Linked DNA regions of Homo sapiens: all the other regions are linked to region 1. The links are chromatin loops, found by intact Hi-C in ENCODE. Cell type or tissue: dorsolateral prefrontal cortex. All regions are shown on one strand. Region 1 overlaps KDM4B (lysine demethylase 4B). Region 2 overlaps KDM4B (lysine demethylase 4B). Region 3 holds the start of LOC105372253 (a long non-coding RNA gene).

The links. Hi-C counts contacts between places; a loop is a spot of excess contacts. Peaks named below come from ENCODE experiments on the same cell type or tissue, not always from the same donor. Only the 100,000 strongest peaks of a DNase experiment are listed, where the experiment ranks them.
Region 2: a loop joins it to region 1, with 5 times the contacts of the local background. A loop is called at or near these places in 41 of 110 quality-filtered maps.
Region 3: it touches region 1 in a loop (2.8-fold over the local background); 3 of 110 quality-filtered maps call a loop at or near these places.

The regions. Positions count from the first base shown.
Region 1 is chr19:5,045,418-5,053,417 of GRCh38, reverse strand. It overlaps KDM4B (lysine demethylase 4B), which reads right to left. Exons shown (of 23, transcript NM_015015.3): 6 at 5,749-5,942. Among named protein-coding and RNA genes, the nearest start is that of KDM4B, 80 kb to the right of the region's middle. RefSeq lists enhancers at 915-1,414, 3,905-4,507, 6,001-6,804. In dorsolateral prefrontal cortex, CTCF peaks have their summits at 4,787 and 4,987 (motif pointing left); a DNase peak (open chromatin) is centred at 4,967; H3K4me3 peaks cover 979 bases; H3K27ac peaks cover 5,279 bases.
Region 2 is chr19:5,134,617-5,142,616 of GRCh38, reverse strand. It overlaps KDM4B (lysine demethylase 4B), which reads right to left. Exons shown (of 23, transcript NM_015015.3): 15 at 7,056-7,278; 16 at 5,279-5,355; 17 at 4,941-4,996; 18 at 4,547-4,655. Among named protein-coding and RNA genes, the nearest start is that of PTPRS-AS1, 39 kb to the left of the region's middle. RefSeq lists enhancers at 3,252-3,351, 4,374-4,873, 4,874-5,375. In dorsolateral prefrontal cortex, a CTCF peak has its summit at 4,592 (motif pointing right); DNase peaks (open chromatin) are centred at 1,275, 3,266, 4,588 and 5,317; H3K27ac peaks cover 3,644 bases.
Region 3 is chr19:5,286,049-5,294,048 of GRCh38, reverse strand. PTPRS (protein tyrosine phosphatase receptor type S) reads left to right here. Exons shown (of 38, transcript NM_002850.4): 2 at 7,815-7,999. The coding sequence starts at 7,909. LOC105372253 (a long non-coding RNA gene) reads right to left here and starts at 631. Exons shown (of 2, transcript NR_187754.1): 1 at 404-631. RefSeq lists silencers at 396-775, 806-915, 956-1,055. In dorsolateral prefrontal cortex, a CTCF peak has its summit at 4,278; DNase peaks (open chromatin) are centred at 478, 768, 1,168, 3,518 and 3 weaker places; H3K4me3 peaks cover 5,295 bases; H3K27ac peaks cover 5,950 bases.

The DNA of each region.
Region 1 (8,000 bases):
TTCTTCCTTTTCTATTTCTGTCATCCTGGCTCAGTGTGTGTGGCTGGGAAGAGACCTGGCTGCGGTCCCCTGCCTGGGAGCGAGGCACGCATCGGGCTGCCCCCATCAGTCTGGTGGGTCTTCTCAGTCTGACCTCCCAGGGCACCGCAGCGGCTCTGAGCTGCCAATGCAGCCCTGTCCCTAGGCACCCTCGCCAGGGTTGGGCCTCGGGTGGCAAGGAGAGGAGGGAGCAACTATCTCGCTCCTGCATCTTGTTCTGGTGACAGAGTGCAGTGTGGGGAAGCTGAGTTATTAAAACCAATCTGTGAAGCTGTCAGGCTCCAGGCAATTTCCATTTCAACCCAGTGCTCAGCTCAGGCTACGCCACCCCTGTCGGGACACCAATCTCCGCCAGAGCTGTCTCTGCGGCCACCCAACCTCTGGTGGCCCAGCCAGAGCAAAGCGGCTGGGAGGAATGCCCCAGGTCACTGAGGGGGGCCATGCCTTACGGTCAGTAGACTGGGACCCTAGGTCCCCACTGCTGGTGGGACCCCCCGGGTCCCGGGCTCAGAAGCTGGAAGTCCCAGTGGTTGGCTCGCCAGCAGCAGCAGTACAAACCCACACCAGGGTCCCCGGGCGCCAGCGCGCTACCCCATGGGCCTTCAGGCTGCTGCCTGGGACGGGCTCGCCAGCTCCATCACCCACCAGACTCCTGGGTCCCACTCCAAGGGACAGGGCAGAGGCCATTGTGGGGCCCGACAGTGCCACCTGCAGCCAGACTGAGGGAGCCCAGGAGGGAGGGAGGTGTCTGCCCCCAGGCAGGAGCTGCCAGCAGGAGATGGAGCTGGGAGGCGGGTGGGCCAGGGAGGTCCTGAGGGGCAGTTAGGCGGGCAGCAGAGGGGTAAGGGAGCAGGCCCGCAGCCTCCACCCCAAGAACAGCCTGGCTTGGCCTGGGTGGGCGACAGACTCATCCACCCCAGGCTCTGCCTTCCACCCACCTGCGGCCACAGGGCAGGAAGCCCGGGCTGGTCCCCTGCAGCCCTGGAACCCACCCTCCCCACCCCCACCCTCCCCACCCCCACCCCCAGTGTCTGGAGCACGGTTCCTCGGTGCACACATGCGCCCATGCACACACACACATGCACGCACACCTCCAGGGACACCCATGAAGCAAAAGACGGCTATGCCTGCTAGGACTCAAGTTTCCCTGGCAGCAAGAAGAAAAGATGCTGTGAAATTCCCATGAGGGAAAACGCCAGAGAGAAAACTCAAGGTGTAGCTGAATCAAAAGGGAAAATTCTCGGCTTGCAGCTCCTTAAAGGTCAAGGGAGGCTGGTGGAGTCTTCTGATAATCCCCTCTCCCCTGGCCTCCCCAGCAGCCCTCCCCGCAGCACTCAGGAGGGTCTGGCTCATAGCAGCCCAGGATGGCCAAGAGCAACTGGGGGCTCCGTGCCCTTCACGGGAGCACAAGCTCCGAGACCCCCACCTCCCACACCTGCACCGGAGACTGAGTGTGTCCAAGGTAAACAGAGGCAGGAGAGGGTGGGCGGAGCGATCCCCTGAGGAAACAGCCAGAGATGAGACCATGGGGGACCCCCATCCTGCCTGGGGCAATGGGGGATTTCCAGACTGCCGCGGGTCATGGGCAGGTCAAGGTCGCAGTCCGGGCAAGCGCTCCTTCGCCCCGCTGCTCTTGGGGGCTTCACCTGGGTGCAGGATGACCCCCCTTCTGACAAGCGGAGCTGCAGAGACCCTGGGGGACACCCCCTTCCCTAAGCCTGAGCAGAGGCCTCTGTGGCTGCCACGCACCTGCGCTGGCCCCGCGGCACTCCTCAGGAGGGCCTTCCTCTCGCCGCCTTGGAGCCAGTGCAAGCAGCTGACCATGTCCCATCAGCTCACGACGTCCTCGGGAGTCCCTGCAGCCCCAGGAACATGCTGATCCCCCATCTGGCTTCCCTGCTGCAGTGAGAGCCAAAGCTTCTGCTCTTGGCGGTGGCCCACAGTCCCCTAAACACCCCAACACTGCCCTGCAGGGTGTCTGATGGGTTGGGGGCAAAAGGGGACCCGAAGCCTCGGCCAGGTCCCAGCCCGGCACATGGGTGCACAGGACTGAACAGTGGGCACTTTCCCAGGCAGCGTGGGCCAGGGCCCTCGAGGGGGGATGGCCACTCCACTCTCTTCTTTGGGGTGCACAGCACAATCCGAATGACCCAGAAGTGCCCTGGGACCAGCAACTCTCTCAGGGCTGGCCGAGACCCAACATCCTCCCACCCCGGCCTGGAACTCTCTTCTAGGGGCATGTGGCATGTGATGCTGCTGGCGACACTGCGCTCAGCCTCGTGGCGACGCCTGTGTTTCGTGCCTGGCCCGGGCGGCTCAGGAGGGTGGGCCCTGCAGGGGCTGCCACAGGTGCAGGTTGGGGAGGGGATGCCTGGAGGGGAACAGCCGCAGGACCGGCCTTGGAGGGTCAGCTCGGCTAAACCACCCCCACCCCAGGTTCCAGGAGGGTCTTTTTATTTATTTATTTTTTATTTATTTTGAGACGGAGTCTCACTCTGTCGCCCAGGCTGGAGTGCAGGGGTGTGATCTCCGCTCACTGCAAGCTCCGCCTCCTGGGTTCACACCATTCTCCTGCCTCAGCCTCCCGAGTAGCTGGGATTATAGGCACCTGCCACCACACCCGGCTCATTTTTTGTATTTTTAGTAGAGACGGGGTTTCACCGTGTTAGCCAAGATGGTCTCGATTTCCTGACCTCATGATCCAACCGCCTCAGCCTCCCAAAGTGCTGGGATTACAGGCGCAAACCACCGCGCCTGGCCCCAGGAGAGTCTTGATCTATGGCAAGGAGTGTGGCCTGGGACAGTGGCTTCTATGGGGCACAGCCTTCAGGACACCGACCCCAGGCCACCACCCCACCCAGGAAGACCCTGGAATACAGGGTCAAGTGGAAAGCTCGGACCCTCCCCACACCCACCTGCACTCCGGCCCCCCCGGCCTGGGTGACAGAAGGGGCTGCGGGAAGTTGGCGGGGGGAAGTTGCAGGTGCTGGCTCTGGTTTCAATCCGCATTGCCAAAGAGATTTTGAGGCGCTCAGTCTCTTCAGATATTCTTAGCCCCGCTGCCTGAGAGCACCACAGAAGCCAGCCTTTTGAAGCATGTTTCTGCCTGTTATTGACACCAGGCTGTTCACGTCACTTTGACACACAAATCAAGCTACCAAAGTAGCAACAGACCCAGAAAGCTTTAATAAAATGCTGTAAACCTGAGTACATTGACACTTTCTTTAAAATCCCACTGGAATACTCTGAAATGGTTGCAATTAAGCGGCTGCAGATGCAAGCGGAACAGTGTAATGAGGGAGACAGACGGGGCGCAGCCTTGGTGATCTCTTGGCTGGGAGCCCTACCTACCCCAAGGGCCCGAGGAAGGGAGAGGGGGGAAGCATCTCCCAGGGGCCTGAGTAGCTTCCTGAACCCCAGCCCAGGGACCAGAGGCCAGACACTCTTTCCAGTTACCTTGTCCCCACCCCCCTGCAAGTTGGGAGGGCAGCCTGGAGGGGTAGTCAGCTCCCACAGCACACAGTGAGGATCCAAGAGGCTCCGGCAAGTCACCAAGCCTCTCTGTGCCAGGCCCCTGCTGGGAGCTGGGACACGGGGTGACCAGGGCCCCTACCATCTGCTGGGGAGGACTGATAGCCCGTAGTAGACGTTGGCTAATGCTGGGGTCACCTGGTCTATGCCTGTCGCAGGCATGGGGTGTCGTGGGAACATCTGGGGCCCCGCCTCAGCCCTGGTGAGAGAGCAGGGAAGGGGCCCTGCGTGCTAAGCAGGCTGAGCTGACTGTGGGGGCGAGTGGGGAGCTCTGGGGGGTTGAGGGCATGCCCTGCAGCTAGAGCCTACACTGTGGCTCCTCTCAGGCCCCTCATGCCAGGCCCCACCCCTGCCATCCCCACCCCTTCCTGGGCAAAAACCAAGACCAAGGTCAGGGCGCTTCCGGAATTCCCTTCCCGAAAGAACTGTTGCCTACTCAACGCTGCCCCGCCCCAGCTGTCTCCCCTGAGCCATCTCCCACGACGGGTCATGGGGAAGGGTAGACATGGGAGTGGCAGCTGGACGCCTGCGGCACCAGGCGAAGCAGAGGAGGGGTGCAGTGAGGGGCATTCGGGGAGAGGTGCGGGATGCCCTCAGAGGCTGCGTCCTGGATGAACCAGCTCAGGAGAGGCCCTCGGCTCCTGGCGCATCCCTGTCAGTCCCTCCGACGGCCTGTGGCCGGGCCCCACTGCCGCCTCCAGGGAGCCACTGTCGCCTCCTCCCGCAGAGGCCCCTCTGACCTAGCAGCAGGCACCCCCGGCCCTGGCATCTGACCCATAGCAGCCCCAGCCCCAGGGTCTCCCCCAGCCCAGGCTCCCACGACAGCCAGCAACCCCCGGGGCCCCTCACAGGAGACCGAGCTGCTGGCACTGCAGTCCTTGGCACTGAAGTCCTCACGTCTGACTCACTGGCTGGTCCCCCACCTCCCATGTCCCTGACCCCCCTGCTTCTGTCTGGCTGGGCCTCCTTGCCGGCTGCTCGCCACTTCCCGCCCCACAGGGGCTCTCTGCACAGGGCAGACGGTCCCTATGGAGGCACAAACCCGGTCACACCATGGGCGTCCCGCTGCCCACGCACCCCTGGGAGGCCACGCTTTGCCCCAAGTCACACGGGGTCCTCTACAGGGCCTTTCCCTTGGGCTCCATCTGCGCTTCGGACGCAGGTGAGGATGCGCACAGCTCGCCCCTTCCTGCTCATTGTGCTTTTTTTTAACGAAGAGGTACAGCATTCTCCCCCGCCCCCCCCTCTCCCCGCTTACAACTCCAACCCAGGGAAGGGCCAGGCAAGGCGGAGCTCCCACGCCCTCCAGGCAAAGGCTCCGTCCTCCTCCAGCGCGAGGACGGCCTGGGAAGATTCCAGGCATGAGCGCGGCCCCGGGAAGGGCGGGAGCGCCACCTAGCGGCCCTTGGAGGACAGTGCAGGGCAGCCCCGCGGAGCACCCAGCAGGTTCCGCAGTCACAAGCAGAGCCCGGTGACACAGGGGCACACACACGCATGCATACTCACACTCACTCACGTGCGCACTCACATGCGCGCGCACACGTGCACATTCACACACACCCCCACACGGCCTCGCTGCGACGTGCACAGGGAGCCAGGAGAAGGTCCTGGAACTCAGCCCGCCACAGCAGCGCCCACGCTGCACCCGGCACCTCCCGGGCAGGGGCAGGTCCACCACACTGCACACAGGCCTGCAGCGCCACGCCCTGCCCTCCTAACTGTAGGGCCTGGCCCAGACGTGCCAGGGCGGAGACTGCGAGGGAGCGGCTGCAGGGTCATCCTGGCCAGGCCCCTCTGGGCAGCATGGACAGTGTCCCTTCACCAGGAACGTCTCCACTTGGCTGTGAGGCAGCACAGCCTGGGCAGCTCAGGAGGCTCAAGACCACGCTCCTGGCCATGGGGACACCTGGGGCCGCTCACAGCTCAATGGGGGGCACTCCGGGGTACAAAGCGCAAGCTCTAGGGGCCTGGGAGCTTCGGCTCTGGGGGTGCACATCCCCCACCCCAAAGCTGGTGGGTGACCCCAGGCGGTCCGGAAGATCTCCAGCCGTCATAGGCCGACCTTTGCGGCCTCACCTGGTGGGGCCCCTGCCACGGCGCCCAGCCGTGTACCCGGGATTGACTCCCTCCCGAGGGGCTCTCGGTCCGGCCGGCGGCAGGGCCAGTGCAGACACTCACCAGGACTTAGGCTCCCCAAAGTGCAGGTAGTTGATGCTGTACAGGTCCATGTCCTCGGTGTGCCAGGCGAAGGTGGTCTTCCACATGCCGAAGTACAGGTAGGGCGTGTTCACGCCCTCGATGATGGTGCCGCACTCGCGCTCCACCATGTCCAGGATGGTCCGGAGGCTCCCGATGTTCCACTGGGCCACGTCCTGTGGGGCGGCAGAGCAGCGTCGGCAACCGCCCGGCCACCCCCAGAACCTGCGAGCCCTGGGGTGCAGGCTAATTCTCCCCAGAGTCCCAGGGGTCGCTGCCCATCCTCCTCCACCCCAGTATCTGCGGCCCCCCCAGGGGCCGGTCATACCCTGCAGACCAGGGGCTGGTCTTAACCTGTGTGAGATTCTTGCCCAGGCTGGAGTGCAGTGGCAGAATCATAGCTCACTGCAGCCTCAACCTCCCAGGCTCAGGTAATCCTCCAGCCTCAGTCTCCTGAGTACCTGGGACTATAGGCTATAGGCGTGAGAAACCACACCTGGCTAATTTTTACTTTTTTCTGTGTAGAGATGAAGTCTCACTCTGTTGCCCAGGCTGGTCTCGAACTCCTGGGCTCAATGGTCCCTCCCACTTTGGCCCCTCCAAGCGCTGGGGCTGCAGGCATGAGCCGCCATACCCAGCCCAGACACCTTTTCTGAAGGGCTCACCGCCAGCTTGGCCCTTCCAGGAAGGGCCCCATCGCACATGCCAGCGTGCACCAGGCAGGCAGGGCCTGTCAGATTCCACTGAGCTGCGTGCTTCCTGCTGGGTGGAGGCCTTGTTGTGAAGCCTGCAGTTTGGGAGTGCATAATTAACACGCCTCTAAGTCAATGACACGGAAGGAGAAAAACAGTCACCACTTGGGGCTAACCCAGCGATGGTACCGGAGCCAAGGCCCAGTGACAGCCCTTCCACAGCTTCTGACCGAGGAGACGAAGACAGTTTTCAGAACTAGGCAAACAAGGACGGAATCCCCACCCACCAGGCACATCTATTCTTAATGCCACAAGCAAACAAACCCCGTCCTGTCCCAAGAGCTCATAAAATACACATTAGTCACTGCAGTCCCCGGAGAGGCTCATGGCCTGCTGAGAGGCCGAGAGGAGCCCAGACACACATGAACGTGAGCTGCTCTCACAGCCTGAATCCACCCCCCACCAGCTGTTCCTGCACCTGCACGACCGGCCCTCAGACTTGGCAAGACCAGCGGTTCCTTTGCAAGGTGAGCCCTGGCAGGAGCCCAGAAGAGGTGAGGAGGGAGGCAGTGATGAGACCCAGATGGGGCAGAGGGAGGCCCCAGGCACAGGCTGAGCTGGGCGCAAATTCATCCTGGGACCACAGCAAGTCGCTTCTCTGCTGTGGGCTGTTTCCCCCGCTGTAAAAGTAGGCTAGTGCATAGGCTAGGCATGGCAAACACATGGCAAGGAAGCCCTGAAGCTTCCCCTGGCACCTGTGGCAGGTCGGCCTGGGCTGGCACAGCCTGCGTGCGGCTGCAGAGTCCCTCCCGGGTCATCACTACAGGCCAAGTGCAGGCAGTGCAGGCCAGCCAACCCAGAGGCTCTCATGCACTGGAGTCTGAGGCTGAACTTTCACTTGAAAACAATCAGGCAGGATCCGTAAGAGAAAGACAAGCCCCAGTCAGAAAGAAAATACTTGCAAGTCACAACTGATAACCAAAATACACAGCAAACTCTCAAATTTAACCAGAAGAAAACAAACAGCATGGTTAAAAAACAGAAAAAGATGGCCAGGCGCGGTAGCTCACGCCTGTAATCCCAGCACTTTGGGAGGCCAAGGCAGGTGGATCACCTGAGGTCAGGAGCTTGAGACCAGCCTGGCCAACATGACAACACCTCGTCTCTACTAAAAATACAAAAATTAGGCTGGACATGGTGGCTCATGCCTGTAAATCCCGGCACTTTGGGAGGCCAAGGCGGGCAGATCACGAAGTCAAGAGATTGAGACCATCCTGGCCAACATGGTGAAACCCCATCGCTACTAAAAATTCAAAAATTAGCTGGGCGTGGTGGTGGGCACCGTAGTTCCAGCCTGGTGACAGAGCAAGACTCCATCTCAAAAAAAAAAAAAGAAAGAAAATTAGCTGGGTGTGGTGGTGGGCGCCTGTAATGTAATCCCAGCTACTTGGGAAGCTGAGGCACAGAAATGATTGAACCCAGGAAGTGGAGGTTGCAGTGAGCCTAGATCACGCCACTGCACTCCAACCTGGGCAACAGAGC
Region 2 (8,000 bases), 89 kb before region 1:
TTGCTGAGCCGTCTTGAACACGTCACCCACAGGCCTCCACCCCTCGGCCCAGGCCCAGGAGAAACCCAGCCCCGGGGCAGGCTGGTGCCCAGCACCATCCCCTTCCGCCTCGTGGTAGCAGGCAGCCCATGACCCTGCATCTCCACGTTGTGAAAAGCGTGCCCCCGGACCCATGGGACCATTTGTCAGGAGCTGTGCCTGGGGCCGAGGTTGCCCAGAGCCACCCCTACTAAGGCGAGGTCCAGTCACGCCACGCGCTGTGGCCACAGGAGGTCGGGCAGGCGTTCTTGGCCGTCACCTCCCTTCCTGGGAGCCGCAGTTTGAAGACCCACATCCAGTGCTGGCCTGGCCCAGGCCAGTGTGTGCCGGGGAGTCAGGGTCTACGGCCCGTGGGGGGCCTGGAAGGGCCCAGGCACTGGTGTTTGGTTCGAAGTTCCCGGCTCGGTGTCCTTCCTCGGAGGCCACAGGGCTGTGAGGACGACGCGGGTGGGCTTCAGAGGTCTGCAGAGCACCACGGCCTGGAGGAAGCAGGTGGTCACCGCTAGGTACCACCCATGAAGCTGTGTCCTCAGCCTGTCACACACTGAGGCGCAGTGGCTGTCCACCAACCTGCTTTCGCAAACAACCCCAACCCCTGAGGAGCAGAGAGCCCCTCCCTCCTGACCGAGCCCTACCCCTCCAGGCAGGACTGTGGGCAGTGGAGAGAGCTGGTGCAACTGCCCACCCCTCCTGCTGCCCTGGAGGCGCCTCCCCCCATCCCAAGCCCCTCCCAGACCTCCCAGATCCTCCAGGGAGCTCCCGGTGCTTTTGCCTGCTGCCAGGAACCTGCCCAGCCGGTAGGTGAGAAGCTTCTCAGCAGCACGGCCTTGAGAACGTGGTGATAACTTGGCCCAGGCGGGCGGCCAGCCGGAGCCCCCTGACTCACCAGGACTGCCTGGAGCCCTGAGCCGGTGGCTGGAGAAGTCCTGGAGACAAACTGACGGATGGGTAACCAGGAGTGAGTGCCCCATGCCTGCAGCCTGCCCGTGGCCCGCGAAGGTGGCTGGGCGGTTGGGCGAGCAGGAATTAACCGCCGCCTCCTTGCAAAGCCCCATTAAGCAGTACAAGCGGGCCTCGTGTAAAAGGATTTTTAATTCATCGTTACAAGCACCGGTAATGAAGAGGCTGCGTTCTGGAAATGTCAGATGATCCATAAGGCGTCGGGCAGGAGGACTTATCACTGCACCACGCATCGCACCATCACTCCACCTGAATCATGAGGCCTTTTACGCCCACGTTTGTGGACTGAGTCACTGGTGCCTCGGAAGCATCACCCGCGGGCTGCCGGCTTCCTAATCGCCTGGCCGTGCCCGGCCAGGCCGGCGTGACCCACTGCACACTCCACTCCACGAACAAGGAAAGAGGGCTCCCCTTCCAGATGAGCCTCTGTGACTGCCTGCACAGCCCTGCCCAGGTGGCCCAGCACCTGTGGGCTCCAAGCATGGCATCCAAGCCCGCCGGGCTCGTGGGCACCTCGCACCAGTGCATGGGAGCCCGGGCTTTGTGGCCGGCATCAGTCCCACCCTTGTGGTCTCCCCAGCAGACCCACCCTGCCAGACTGATCTGTCTGCTTCCAGCCCCACCTCCACGCAAGCCTGAATGTCAACACCAGGCACTGTGTCCGCGGCTGGGAAGATAAACCAGGCAGGAAAAGCAGGCAGGACGCTGCTGGGTGCTACTGGCTGCGGGCCCAGCCTCCAGGGGCCCACGAGACACGTGTGCAGAGGCCGGAGTGCACAGGGACAAATGCGTCCTCCCCATCAGCGCTGCCACATGCACAGCCCTTAGTGGGGACGCGGCCCCAGCAACATCTGCATTTTGCTCTCCTCATCTTTTTTTTTTTGAGACAGAGTCTTACTCTGTCGCCCAGGCTGGAGTGCAGTGGCGCAATCTCAGCTCACTGCAACCTCCGCCGCCCAGGTTCAAGCAATTCTCCCGCCTTAGTCTCCCGAGTAGCTGGGATCACAGGCACGTCCCGCCATGCAGAGCTAAGTTTTGCATTTTCAGTAGAGACGGGGTTTCATATGTTGGCCAGGCTGGTCTCGAACTCCTGACCTCAGGAGATCGACCCGCCTCGGCCTCCCAAAGTGCTGGGATTACAGGCATGAGCCACCAGGCCTGGCCTCCTCATCTTCTTTCTGGGCCAGGTCCCAAGGCTCTGCAGGAAGCTGATTTAAAGGGCCAGCTGAGTGTCATTTTCCAGCAGGCGTGGACAGCCCCAAGTGCCTTGTGCGCAGGTGGGCTACAGGGTGTGCAGCAGACAGCCCTGCAGGGCTGCAGCCCAGGCCATGATCGGCCAAGCCCCTCCAGGCCCCAGGCTCCTCACCTGCAGAACAGACAGTGCAGGATGACCCCACAGGCTCTCACTGTGTGGATCAAATGCAGTAGGTGACACTGGGGGCCTGGGGGAGCGAGGCTGCAGATTTGACAAGCCCTGAGCAGCTGCTAGTGCTCAGACAGGGTGGTCCATGCTTTAGGGAGTGGGCCCAGCTCACACCACTGCAACCCTGCATGGCGGGGACTGTGGCAACCCCACAGCACAGAAGGGACGGCCGAGGCACAGAGAGGTCGAGGAATCTGTCCCAAGTGCACAGCCAGCTGGTGGCCAGCACTGACCACTCCTGACTGCCCTGTGGCTCCAAGGGGTTCCCCAAAGGGGGGCCATCATTGCTGAGAGCAGGAGGAAGCTTCACAAGCCCCCACGATGAGGCCCCGCTACGCCCAAGGTGGCTGCGCGCATCTACGGGGGGCCTCAATGTGCACCAAGAGTGGAGCAGCAGAGATCCTCCAACTCAACCACAAAAGGCCAAGCAACCCAGGCACGGAATGGGCGAAGGAGCAGAACAGACGTTTCTCCAAAGACGGCATGCAGATGGCCAACAGGACTGTGCAAAGATGCCCAGCGTCACTGACCGCCAGGAGAACACAAATCAAACCATAGCGAGACCACCTCGCACCTGCTAGGGCGGCTGCTACAAAAAAGTCAAAGGTAGGTGTGAGTGAGGACGAGGGGAAGGGGAAAGCCCTGCACCCGGGGGGTGCGGATGGGAGTCCGTCCAGCCGCAAGGGAGAGCAGTTTCCTCCAGTGCTAAAAACAGAGCTGCCCGACGGTCCAGCAAGCCCACTGCTGGGTCTGTATCCACAGGAAATGACATCAGAATCTCCAAACCACAACCACACTCCCACATCCGCTGCGGCGCAACCCACAACAGCCTGAAGGCAGAGACATCGGCGGGTGCCCGGATCAACACAACGTCGTCCATCCACATGGTGGCACATCACTGAGCCAGGAAAAGAAGGAACTCCTGCCATATTTGGGTTGAATGAATGTGGATGAACCTTGAGGAAACTATGCCAAATGAAAGACACCACTCGCGCCTGTAATCCCAGCTACCCAGGAGGCCAAGGCAGGAAGATCTCAAGGCCAGGAGTTCCAAACCAGCCTGGGCAACATAGTGAGACCCCATCTTTTAAAAAAAAATTGGGAGTTAACCTAACTTTTTGGCACGTGCTTGTGGTCCCAGCTACTCAGGAGGCTGAGGCGGGATGATCGCTTGAGCCCAGGAGTTTGAGGCTGCAGAGAGCTGTGATCACACCACTGCACTCCAGCCTGGGTAACAGAGTGAGAGACCCTGTCTCTTAAGAAAGAAGCCGGTCGCAGAAGAATAAAGACTGTACAATCCCACTCACGTGGGGTCTATAACACAGGCAAACACACAGAAGCAGAGTGCTGGGTGCTGGGGTGGGCGGAGGGAGCTGCTGCTTAGCACGTGTGAAGTGTCAGTTATACAGGACGGGTGAGCGGGCCGCAGAGCCCTGCTGCCCACCACTGGGCCCGTGGTGAATGCTGTACTGAACCTCAGATGCTTCTTAAGAGGGCAGATCTCACGCTAAGCATTGTTACAATTGTTTGTTTTTTTTTGAGACAGTGCCTGGCTCTGTTGTCTAGGCTGCAGTGTAATGGTGCCATCACAGCTCACTGCAGCCTGGGTATCCCGGGCTCAGGCGATCCTCCCACCTCAGCCTCCCGAGTAGCTGGGACCACAGGTGTGTGCCACCACGCCCAGCTAGTGTTTTTTATTTTTTTTATAGAGATGGGGTCTCATCGTGTTGCCCAGGCTTGTTATAATTATTAGAAAAACAGCAAAGATCAGACAGCCCGGTTGTGTCGGGGCACGTGCGGTGCCTCTGCTTTTGTGGGAAGGTGGAAACTGCATGGGGTGCTCGATTCTGCAGAGGATGCCCCCAAGGCCACACCTGACGGGGCCTGCTTATCTCTGCCACCCTTGATGCCTTCTGATTTTTGTACCTTGCACCTCGGGGAAGGATTCAAAAAATAACACACCTGCTGAAGTCGGGATCACTGGCTTCCTGAAAGCTGCCCACCACCCCCATGGAGACGCAGAGCTTGGAGGAAAGACCGCTTCAGATCGCGCAGGTGGGGAGCCGAGCATGGCCGGCAGCCCTAGAGGCACGGGCAGGGTGGGCCTCGACCGCAAGGACCTACCAGCTTCCACCGCTGCTCGGGGATGGCGCTGATGTCCACAGGGTGGCGCTCAATCACGTTCAGGAAGCGCGCCTCGGGGACTGCGATGGCACAGATCACGTGGATCCACCTGGGAGGGCAGGTGCAGCGGGGTCAGGTGCGCCTCTGAGGACCTGGGCTGGTCACAGAGGGGCTGGGCGTGATGTGGCTGTCGGCTGGGTCAGGGCCTGGGGAACTTCAGGAAGGTCGGTGCAGGCGTATGCTCCTCCTCAGCCCTGGCCACCCCATCCATGACACAGGGCGGTTATGTGGAGGTGATGGTCAACCCCTAGGCACTGGGGTCACACCCTGCAGAGCCTCAGCCCAGGGCAGGCTCCCCTCCGGCCCTCCAGCCCCAACGCGCGGTGCCACCCACCTCCTATCGGTGGTCATCTGCAGCGCACCTCCTCGCAGGTTGCACAGGCAGCACTCCTGTGGAGACCAGACAGCCCTGGATGAGCAGGGCTCGGAGCAGGCTCCCCACACACTGCTTGGGGCCTGATCTGCCAACCGTCCCCAGCCCACGGCCCTTATATTTCAACCTAGCAGCCACCAAAGTGACGGGTGGGAATCCCTTGGGTTCCACCCCCTCAGGGCAGAGGTGAAGGAACCCAGGCCCACGGAGGGGAGACTACGCCCCAAAGTCACCCCACTGGAGTGGGGCCGGGGCCCAGGCCTCTCAGAGCACCACCCCCGCTGCGGGGAGCGAGTTACCGCAGTCCAGGCGTGGGCCGCGCACCGGGAACACGTCCAGCCTTCATTGACCAGCTCGGGACGGATGCCATAGCAACCTGGAAGACAGCGGGGGCTGGCTGAGATCTGGGGGGCAGGTGAGACTTGGGGAGCCGAGTGAAACTCAGGGGGAGGGGCCGGGTAACTTGGGGGCCAGTGTCCGTATGTGGAGTGACGAGGCCTCCGCACGCAGCTGCAGCATTCAGGGTGCGTGCTGTTCCCACCCTCTGAGCTTCAATCCAGGCCACTGCATGTGGAGCGAGAGAAAGGTCTGGAAGCTACTTGTGTGGAAAGAGGACGCAGGAGGGGAAGCAGGGACCCTGAGCTCCAGCTGGGTCTGCCGCGCTCAGCCTGGTGGTGTCTTGAGGGCCCCTCCTTGTTGGGTGTCTGCACCCCCAACAGCAGCTCCTCCTGCTATGTCCAGAAAGGCCAAAGCCGCAAGGGAGACTCACTGTGGGATGTGGCCCTGGGTCTGGAAATGGGGAAAGGGCACAAAAGGCCGAATCATGCCCCCAGAGCGAGGGCAGGGGTGCCGCCTGCCCCCCAGGGCTCTGCCTCTGCTGGGGATCACTGCCCCCAGTGTGGAAGGGGCTCTCTGCCAGTGCTGATGGCCCACTGAAGAGGCTGGGGGCGGGGACCTCACTGCCTCCAGAGCAGCAGGGTGGTGGGCACGGCTGGGGGTGGGGGCGTCTGCTGGGGTAGCCTGGCTGGGGCGGCCCGGCTGTGGCAGGCCTGGGACCCTCGGCAACCCTTCCCCCAGGGAGCCCATCTGCCCCGGGGGCACATCTCAAACCCAGGCCCAGCAAAGCAGAGTGAAGAGCCTCCCAGCCAGGAGACAACGCGAGCCCCCAGGCAGGCCACCGCCAGGAGGAAACCGACACAGATCTATGGCTGCCAGGGGCACAGAAAATTAAACGTCTCCAGAGAGCCCTCCTCCTTCCCTGAAAGTCCAATTCCTGCCACCGCCCCCCCGTGCGTGGGAAAGAGACAGACATCCATTTTCTTGTCTGTGACCATGGTCGAGCCTCAGGACTGGGGAGGGGTCCCTGAGAGCAGAGATAAATCAGACGCCCTGACCACGCTGCAATCTCACTGTGACCATCAGTTTCAACCACAGCCACAAATCACAGGCGTAGCGGCTGCCTGAGTTCCTCCTGTCGCCTCCCAGGCCTTGGAGAAGACTCGGCAGAACTGTCCAGAGGGCCAGTGAGGAGGAACCCTGCCTGGGCCAAGGTCAAGGGCAGGGATGTTTGCCCCCAAAGGCTGCTTGGCAGAGACAGCCATTCTCAGGGAACACAGCCTGCGGAGAGACGGGGTGCCTGGCCCATTTCTTGCTCTGGCCCTAGGGTGAGCTTCTGGGTGTCAGGGACAGGGTGGGATGAGCCCAGTGCCCCTTGGAGCAGAGGCTTCCTCCGCAGAGGCTGGCACCAGAGGCCAGCACCTGGGCCTGCACTGGCATCTTCTGGATGCTGGGGGCGGTGGAGGCCCTGTCCTGCCCCAGGGTGGCATGCGGTCATCCAGCCCTTCCATGGCCACAGCCTTTCCCCCTGCTCTAGATGGTGGGACCACAACGGGAAGGATGAGAAAGTCAGAAATTGCAGGAAGTCACCGGGGGAGGCCCCTGCCCTGGCCCTGAAAGTGCAGCCTGGGGAGAGGGGCCGGTGTGGCCCTCCGCAGGGGAGGATGGAGCCCCCACCGGCACCCCCACCAACACCCTGAAGGAGGGCGCAGCTCCTCTGGGCCCCACAGTGGCACTCACTGGCATGGACCTGCAGGCAGCACTTGCCGCAGGCGATCAGGGGGCTGGTCCCGTCGTCGCCGATGTAGGAGTTGGCAGGCAGCGGCTCCGTGTTCTCACCGCCAGAGGTGAAGCACATCTCAGGGATGAGCGGTCGGGTCTTCTGACGGCTTTTGGAGGGTAATGTGGCCGGGCAGCCCTCTCCGAGGGAGGCTATGGGTGCCTCCTTCTCAGTCTGTAGGGCCTGTAGGGGAGAGGCGACCTTCAGGGGACAGAGCCATGTGTGGGGCAGGCGGGCGGGCGGCGCGGACCTCTCTCAGGGCACCTGCCCCAGGCTTCGACACCCCCTGGCTCTGGAGGGGGAGGTCGGGGAGATGGCCAGAGCCACCTCGGCCCCTCTTCTCACTCCTCCAGAAAGTCAGGATCCCCAAACACTGTCTGACCCTGTCCCCAACCCGCCGAAGACCTTCCCATGAGGGTTGCATCCAGACACAGAGCTCAGGCTGGCCTGTGTGGCCCCTGGTGCTGGGTGGCCCCTGGCGCTGGGGTATGCTGGGGGTGGTGTGTGATGAACGAGTCTCCACACTCTGCCTGGCAAGGGGAATTAGGAAGACGCATGTCTGAAGTGGCATTCCAGGCCCTGTGGCTCCCAGCAGCCTCTCTGGCCTCACAAAGGACAGCAAGTGCCTGGAGACGGTGTCGGCTGTCAGGTCTTGTTTGTCTCAGGAACCAGAGCACTAAATCCAGCTCCCAGCAGCAGAGCCCCAAGACAGGCTCACCACCCTCGGCACAGCACTCTCCCTGGCTCTGTCCACCCAGACCCGGCCGGCGCACAGGCCTGGGGGGTGACGTCCCCAACCCAGGGCAGCTCTGCTGATGCCTGGACATGCTTGGCATGGGGCTAGGAGCTGGGAGTGCAAAGCATGTGGCCAGGTCCTGTCCTGGGGAGGCTGCATGCCCAGGGGA
Region 3 (8,000 bases), 240 kb before region 1:
GTCCCGCTGGGCTTCTACATTCCGGGCCCCTCCGGTGGAGTTTTCAAACCCGCACCCCGGGCGCAACGCTGGCTCGGATTGGCCGCCCGGACAGGTCTGCCCCTCCCTCTCCCTCCTCCTCTCCCTCTGCTCCGGTGTCGCGGGCCTGGCACGGCGGCCCCATCTGTTTCCAATCTGGCCCTGTGCTCTCCGCCCCCTCCTCAGGCTTGTGGCGAGGGTGGGGGCCTCTGCCACGGTGTCCCCCCATTCATTCCCCTGGACCCCCAGCGGGAGGGAAGCCTCTGCGCCCGCACCTCTCCCCTACCCTCTGGTCTAAGAGGGGGAAGAGGGGACGCCCCCCGCCCCCATCACCGTGCCTCCGGTCCCACCCAGACTGGGAGGGGAACTCTGCCCCTTCTCCGACCTCCTGTAGTTGGGTGTGTTTGGGGAGCCCTCCGCCGCCCTGTCCGGCATCCAGCCTCCTCATGCGTTGCCATGGCTACGATCAGAGCTGGGGAAGCGAGGAGCAGTGTAGAGGCTCCCCGTGAGACGTCTTCGGGAGGGAGGGGTCTTGGGTCGTGCCCTCCCTGGGGCGCCCCTTCGCTCAGTGTTTCATGGACTCCTGCGGAGGCTCTCCGCGCCTCCAGATGGGGCTCCCCTCTGGTCCCCCCGCCCCACTTCCGGCCGGGGCCCCGCCCTGCCCCCCAATCCCCCTCCTCGGGGCCCGTCCCCTGCAGCCCCGCCCACTGCAACCCCGCCCCCTACAGCCCCGCCCCTTGCCCCGCCCCCAGGCCGAGCTCCCCAGGCCGAGGCCTCTCCCGAGTCTTCGCTGCGCGCCGCGCTCCGGGCGGACCGAGGGACGCGGGGAGCGGCTGCGGCGGGCCCTGTGGAGGCCTCGCGGGGCCTGGGCCCGATCTCCGAGCCGCGGGGTGAGTGCGCCCGGGACCCCCTTCCACCCCGAGGCCCGGGCCGCCCCGGGCTTTGTCTCTCTTGTCGCGCCCCCTCCAGGCTCCGAGGCTGGGGACCACGGGGGTCCCCACAGCCCAGCGCGGGCCTGACCGTGCCGGCCGCCCTCCAGGGCCAGCTTGGGCCTGCTGCTGCCTGGCGCCCCCCCATTCAGGCCCGTCGCTTGCACTTTGGAAAACTCCAGACCGTTATGCTCCGCAGGGTCCCCTCCCCCGCCTGGCCCCCAGCCCGACCTCCTCCCCCCACCCCCTCTCCTCCCCCACCTCCCGGGGGCGGAGCCAGGCGCGGGGCAGCCTTCGCTGCCAGCCCGGGGGAGCTGTGACTGGGGACTTCGCAGAAGGCGGAGGAGGCAACAGGACCGCAGAGGGGGCAGGTAGCGGTGGGGGGTGCATGGCAGGAATCCCTGCTCTTAGCCACCCCCGAAAATCGCAGGAAGTTTACCTCCATCCATTTGTTTCCGCTCCTCTCGGGCCTGTGGACCCCACGTTGCCTCTGTGCTTTGTTGGGGGGCTTTAAGAAACTGGGGGGCTTGGCCTCAGGGAGGGGCCTGTGGTGTTGTCTTCTGAGACGGTCAGGGCAGCTCGTACCTTTCTTTTACCCATTCCCGTCCCTGGGCTCTAAGCCGTTCCAGGACCCAAGTACTGAGCTGACAGAGTTTGGTGACCCTCCCCAAGGGGCTTCCTGCAGAACCCAGGCTGGCCTCAGCTGTCTGTTCCTTCCAGAGCCTCACCCCCACCCTTTAAGTCTCTGCCAGACCCCCTAGGGTGGATGCGAGGCTGTCCCCGTCTCGGTCTCCATTGCCTGGGGTGGTCTCTGTCTATGGTCTCAGTTTCTACCTCTGAAACCCAGGTGACGCCAGGGATGCTGTGGATAAAGTGCCAGGTGGAGCTGGTTATGCAGCAGGCATCCAGTGCATGCAGGGGCTTTGCCACGTTCCTGGGGTGGGAAAAGGGCTTCCATCCAGGGGGTTGACAGACCCACAGTGGGAGCACAGCTGTGATGGGGTAGCTCAGAATGGGTCTTGATCCACCCTGGGGCATCCAGGAGGGCTTCTTGGAAGAGGTGACAGCTCAGCTGAGCCCTGAGGACAAGTATGAGGGCTGAGATTTGATGAGGATGTGAAAGGGTATGCTGGGTGGAAGGAACAGTGTGTGTAAATACCCCTGTGGGAGCCAGGGGCCACAAGTGGGGGGGATCAAGGTGTCAAGGGAAGCCTGGCATGGGGGGTTGTGGCGTGATGAGGTCAGCAGAGGCCGGGCTGGCAGCTCTGGAGGCTGAGGTAGCAGTCTGAGTTTTAATACGTGTTGATGGGAGCCATGGAGGGTTTTAGAGCAGAGGAGGAACGGGGCTCAGCTTGGAGTGGAGGCATCTCGTGGCTGCAGCTTACAGGATGAACTGACCATGGGCCAGCTGGGGAAGGGTGTGCCAGGTGGGGGACCTGCATGCGAAGAGGCTCAGAGACCTGAGGCAGTGTATTCTGAGAACTGCAGGACCTTTCGGGAAGAGGGGGTAGGGAAGACGATGGATGCAGTCACATCAAGAAGGGCCCAGAGCAGCGAGCACAGGAGCTGGGAGCCCCCGTGGGTGTGTGAGCAGAAGCAGGGGTACCCCCAGATCTTGGCGTCTCAAGTTGTTCCATGAAGCCAGCATGGGGGACACACTGACGGGCAATTTTGGCAGCCTGGGCGCCCAGAGGATGTGGACTCTGGGCTCGACTGAGAGCCGGGCTCTGGCCTCAAATCCTAACCCAGCCCAGCCCCCTCCTCCATGCAGGACCCTTGGTGAGCCTCGGTTTCCTAATCCGTTAAACAGCAGAAAACACAGAGAACATTTAATGGGGCTCAGCACCCCAGAGGCACCCAGTGGACTTTAATGATTTCCCTCTCCAGGGCTGGGCCTGGTTCCCTGTCTGCCCCACCCATCCACTCCTGGCCACCAGGACCCCTGGGGACAGTGCCCTGAGCCTTCACGTCGTCCCAATACAAATCAATAGTCAATTAAAGCCAGGTCCCCGGACTTCAGTTCCGGGAAGGGCCAGCCCCACCCAGCCCCTCCCTGAGCCCATTTCCTGATAGGGAGATAATGGCGCCCTGGGAGGGACAGTGGCTTGGCCAGAGCTGACTTGAGCCCACCAGTGGCCACAGAGCCTGTGCTTGCTGCCCAGGGGGGCCCTCGCTGCCTGTCCCTGCTTGAGTGGATGTGGGAGTGACCCAGGTGTCCAGGGAGGCTGGAGGCCAGGGTCCAGTCCTGGAAATGACGTTCCAGGCGGTGGCACGGGAGAGCTGTGGGTGGGGGGTGGATGTGAAGGTGGAGAGATTGTGCAGGGTCAGGGGTCTTTCCCCTGAGTCCCACTGCTGGCATAATCAGCCTCAGCTTCTCCTGCCCTGGGGCCATGGGATGGCCCCTGAGGGTTAGGACTAGGCCCCCAGACTCCCGCCCCAGGACAGGGCAGCATGGACTCTACAGCTGGAGCCTGGGCTGGGAGAGGCACCGGGAGCCTCCTCTGGCCCGAGGAGCCCCCGCCTCGTGCGGGTGACACAGCCTGTTTGCTGCCCGGCCTGGGTCATAATCACCCCTTTATGCTTCCTGGACCGCGTGGGCACACAAAGCCGGCTCCCAGATCGCGTGACCCATGCCCCGGCGCCTGGTTGGAATGAGTGCCCACTCGCCCCCCATTAGCACCGCGGGGGAGCCCCCAGAGGCGGCCAGCGGGCTCTACCAGTCCCAGAGAGAGTTGTCCAGAGATCTCGCAGTGGCCAGAGAAAGACACAGTCACAAGATTAAACGTGGGCTCTAGACCCAAGTCCCACCCCAGCTGGGGGCCTTGGCTGAGTCCCTGTTTTTCTGTGAGCCTCAGTTTCCTCATCTGTAAAAGTCAAGCGCCTGCCTCTGACCAGCTGCCGTGAGCTAGTGGTGGGCAGTGCAGCCCCTGAGAGCCAGGTGGGGCGGGCAGAGACCCTCCCTGAGCCCCACATGGGTTCAGCGTCCAGCGGTCACTCCCTCTCCTTCTCCCTAGCCCTGGCTCAGCCTCGCTGGCCACCATGGGCTGCCATGCTTTTCCTAACAGCCGTGTCATTTACTGGGAGCTTGCAGATTACTGCACCTGACTTAATTTCCCTTTCTTGGCAGTGGCAAGGCTGGTGGCCCAGGCTGCCTTTTGCAAGAGGACATGGTGGAGGGTTGGCCTGGCACCAACCTGGCCATTTCCCTCCCTGCCCAGGGCCACGTAGGGCTCCTGGCTGCTCTGTGGGTCTAGTCTATGTGCACCTCTCTGTCCTCATCTCTCCCCCTCTCCCTCCTAGGACCTCTCAGTGCTGCCCCCTTGCTCTTCCTCATGCTGTTTGTAGTGCAGAGACACCCTTGCCCCCAATTCCCATTCACCTTTTGGTCCTCAGCCAATATTAAATCCAGGAATGGCCCACGCAAAGGCCCGGGGGCAGGACTGGACTGCACTTGGGGTGTTGGAGAAATAGCAAGGAGGCCCATGCGGCTGGAGCAGAGGGAGGAGGGGGAGAAAGGGAGGAGGGGAGGGCACGGAGGGGACAGGGCAGGTCGTGCAGGACCTGGTGGGCCTCAGGAAGGACTTGGGCTTTGACCCCGAGGCAGGTGGGAGCCATGGAGGGCTGTGGGCAGAGGAAGGACGAGCCCTGACTCGGGTGCTTGCAGATGCTTTCTGGTTTCTGTGAGTGGAACAGATCAAGGGACAAGGGCGGGAGCTGGGAGACCACGATGGAGGTGACGACATCTGTCCAGGTCGGTGACAATGGGGCTGGAAGAAGTGGAGGCAGAAGAATGAGTAAGAAGTGGGCAGGTTGGGGACAGATTCTGAAGGCAGAGCTGATGGGACCTAGGGATCTTCTCTCCCAAATCCTCGCAGAGGACCTCACGCCTGGGGTTTTCGTGGAAGCAGGAGTCGGTGGGAGGATTGTGGGTGTGCAGGGTCCTATCCCCATCATGGGAGGTTCTCCTAGGGAGGATTGGCACCTAAGGGACCCCGGGATGTTTTGTCTTTGGTAGTGTCTGAACCCCACTCCCTGGGCCCCTCCCACCACCCTATTCCTGATACATCATCCAATGCCCCAAATGCTCCTGTTACTGTAGCCCCTCGTCCCTGCCCCTGACAGGCTGGAGTGGCGGATCTGGGGGGAGTCCATGGCCAGGCCCTGCCTGTCTGTGCCTGACTCAGCCCCATCCTGCGCAGACATCAGGGAGGTGTGGGCCCAACATGGCTTCTGCCGTGGGAGCCAGGGTGTAATTAGGGCTGCCTGGTTTAGAAGGTGGCTGATGCTGCCCTGAGGTCCTCGTGGGATGTGGGAGAGCCAGCTGTGGCTGGGGCCCTCCATATATGTGCCCCACCTGGGCTCTCTGTGCAAGTGACTCCTACCCATGCCCTCTGAGCTTCAGGTTTGCTATGCTGCCTCAGTTTCCCCAGAGGCTCTCTGCAGGCCTGCCCAGCTGCTCAAAGTGGTCTGGGACTGACCTCGCCCCCTCAGTGTGGCCAAGCAGATGTGCATTTCTGGGCAGGGCCAGCCGCTGTGGTCACCCTAGCCCCAGCTGGCCACAGGCTGTTTTCTCCATCTGGGGCCACCGCCTTCCTCGTTGGCAACTTTTGCTCTTAAAGGGCTAGGGCAGGGACTCAGAGTAAGGGACTGTGCTCTAGGCTTTATTTCCTTCATCTTCCCAGTCCCCAACTGGTTGTGTGCAAGGTGTACCTAGAGTCTGACTGTGTGTGTGCATGTCTGTGTAGCCTGCCTGTGTGCACATATGTGTGTAGGAAGGGAATCTGACTTTGCATATCTCTATTTGGCTGGCTGGCACATGCACCTGTGGTCTGCTGACTGACTGGCCTATCTATAGTCTGACAGTGTGCCGGCACCTGTGTCTGCGTGTGACTTTGACCGGCTTGTGCACCTGTAGGTATCTCTGATCTAATTGCATGTTTGCAGTTCCCTGTAACCCAACTGTGTATGTGTACTGCCTGCCCCACCATGACCCCTTATGTGTATCTTTTCTGGCTTGGTGTATGTCTGTGGTCTGATTTTGGGCCTGTCTGTGTTTGTGGTCTGACTATGTGCAAGTTTTATTTGCCTGATTGTGTGTGTGTGTGTGTGTGTGTGTGTGTGTGTGTGTGTGTGTGTGCCCGTCTCTGCTGCCTGACTGTGTGAATGCATTTGTTTCTGTGTCTCTTGCAGATATGCAACCGCTTGCAGTCTGACTGTGTGTCGGTGTGTATCGGTGGTTTGACTGTGTGCATCTGTGTATGTCTGTGGCGTGATTTAGCAGGCATCGTTCTCTGTGGCTGGTCTGACTGTATGCCTGTGGCCTAACTATGTACACTGAGGCCCCCCGAATCCCGTTCGTCACCCTAGGCTGTGACCCGGCCACTACCCGCCCATCCTTCCCCTGGGACCGCCCCAGGGCTGGGCGAGGTGACCGCAGCTGGGTATTTTGGGAGTCAGAATCACAGGGGCTGCCCCGTTATTATGCGCCACCAGTTCCTGTGGTCACGGCCTGGACCCGCCCAGGGCATGGGCTGGCATGGGTGCCAGCCTGACTAGGCAACAAAGATCTTATCCTTGGGCCTCTCCCTTCCCCTCCCTGGCCCTCTGACCTGGCTCTGGACAGAGTGGAGATTGGGGAGATGGGGAGGGGGCCATTCCAGGGTTCAAGGTATGTGACGAGGGACCCTTCTGCCCTGGAGGAGTTGAGGTTCTTGTGGGAGAAACGTGCTGAATGATTAACATCTTTTCATTTAGTTTGGGAACCAGGGTGAATACCACGGAGGATAACCTTAGTCATATCTGATGCTCCGGGATGTAGAATGTAGGGGGAATTGACCTTTGAGGGGCAGAGAAGGGTTTCCTGAGGAAGTGACAGCTAAGCTGAGACCTGTCATGTGGTGGGGACAGCATTCCAGGCAGAGGGCACAGCAGAAGCAAAGGCTTGGAGGTGGGACTGAGCTTGGCTGGCCTGGCTGTACCTCCAAGCGAGAGGAAACAGTGAAGTCAGCAAGAGTGGCTTCCCCTGGGGGCTCTGGGAGCCATGGGAGGTCTTAGAGCAGGGCAGGGACAGGCAGGTGTGTGGAAGAGATTTGTCTTATAACCTGGGGGATCAGGTTTTAGAGCCAGACAGCAGCATAGTCTGGAGTCCCCTCCTTCCTGAGAAGCAGCCTGTGAGTTGGAGAAAACTGGGGCTCAGCACCCCTCAGTCCTGGTGTGGGGCTTGGTCTGAGTCAGGGGCTCAGGTCCTCAGTCCTGGTGTGGGGCTTGGTCTGAGTCAGGGGCCCAGCCTGGGTTGGGGACTCATGCTGGGGTTGGGGTTTAGCTGGTGGTTGGAGGCTGTCTTAGTCCATTTGGGCTGCTGTAGCCAAATACCACAGACCAAGTGGCTTATAAATGACAGAAATTGGTACCTCACAGTTCTAGAGGCTGGGAAGTCCAAGATCAAGGCAACACAGATTTGGTGTCTGGTGAGGGCTATCTTCTGGTTCGTGGAAGGCATCTTCTCCCTGTGTCCTCACGTGGCAGAAAGGGCAAGGGAGCTTTCTGGGAGATCCTTTATGACACTAATCCCGTTCATGAGGTCTCTGCTCTCATGACCTAGTCACTTCCCAAACACTCCATCTCCTGTTACCATCATAGTGGGGACTAGGTTTCAACATATGATTTTTTGTGGGGGAGACACCTTAATTCTATAGCAAGGGCCCAGCACTTTCATTCCATCCCATCACCCCATGATCCTTCCCCATTGTCCCATGACCAGCCCCCGCAGGACCCTCCCCTGCTCCATGTGACCCTCCCTCTGCCTCCTCCATGAAGGTCTCCTGGATTTCCCCACTCGCCTCTCACAGCCCTCCATTGTCTCTGCAGACGTTGCCCCATCTGACGCTCGGCTCGAGGCCTCTCTGTGAGGGACCGGGGGGCCATCCCCCTCCAGGGCGGAGATCGGAGGTCGCTGCCAAGCATGGCGCCCACCTGGGGCCCTGGCATGGTGTCTGTGGTTGGTCCCATGGGCCTCCTTGTGGTCCTGCTCGTTGGAGGCTGTGCAGCAGAAGG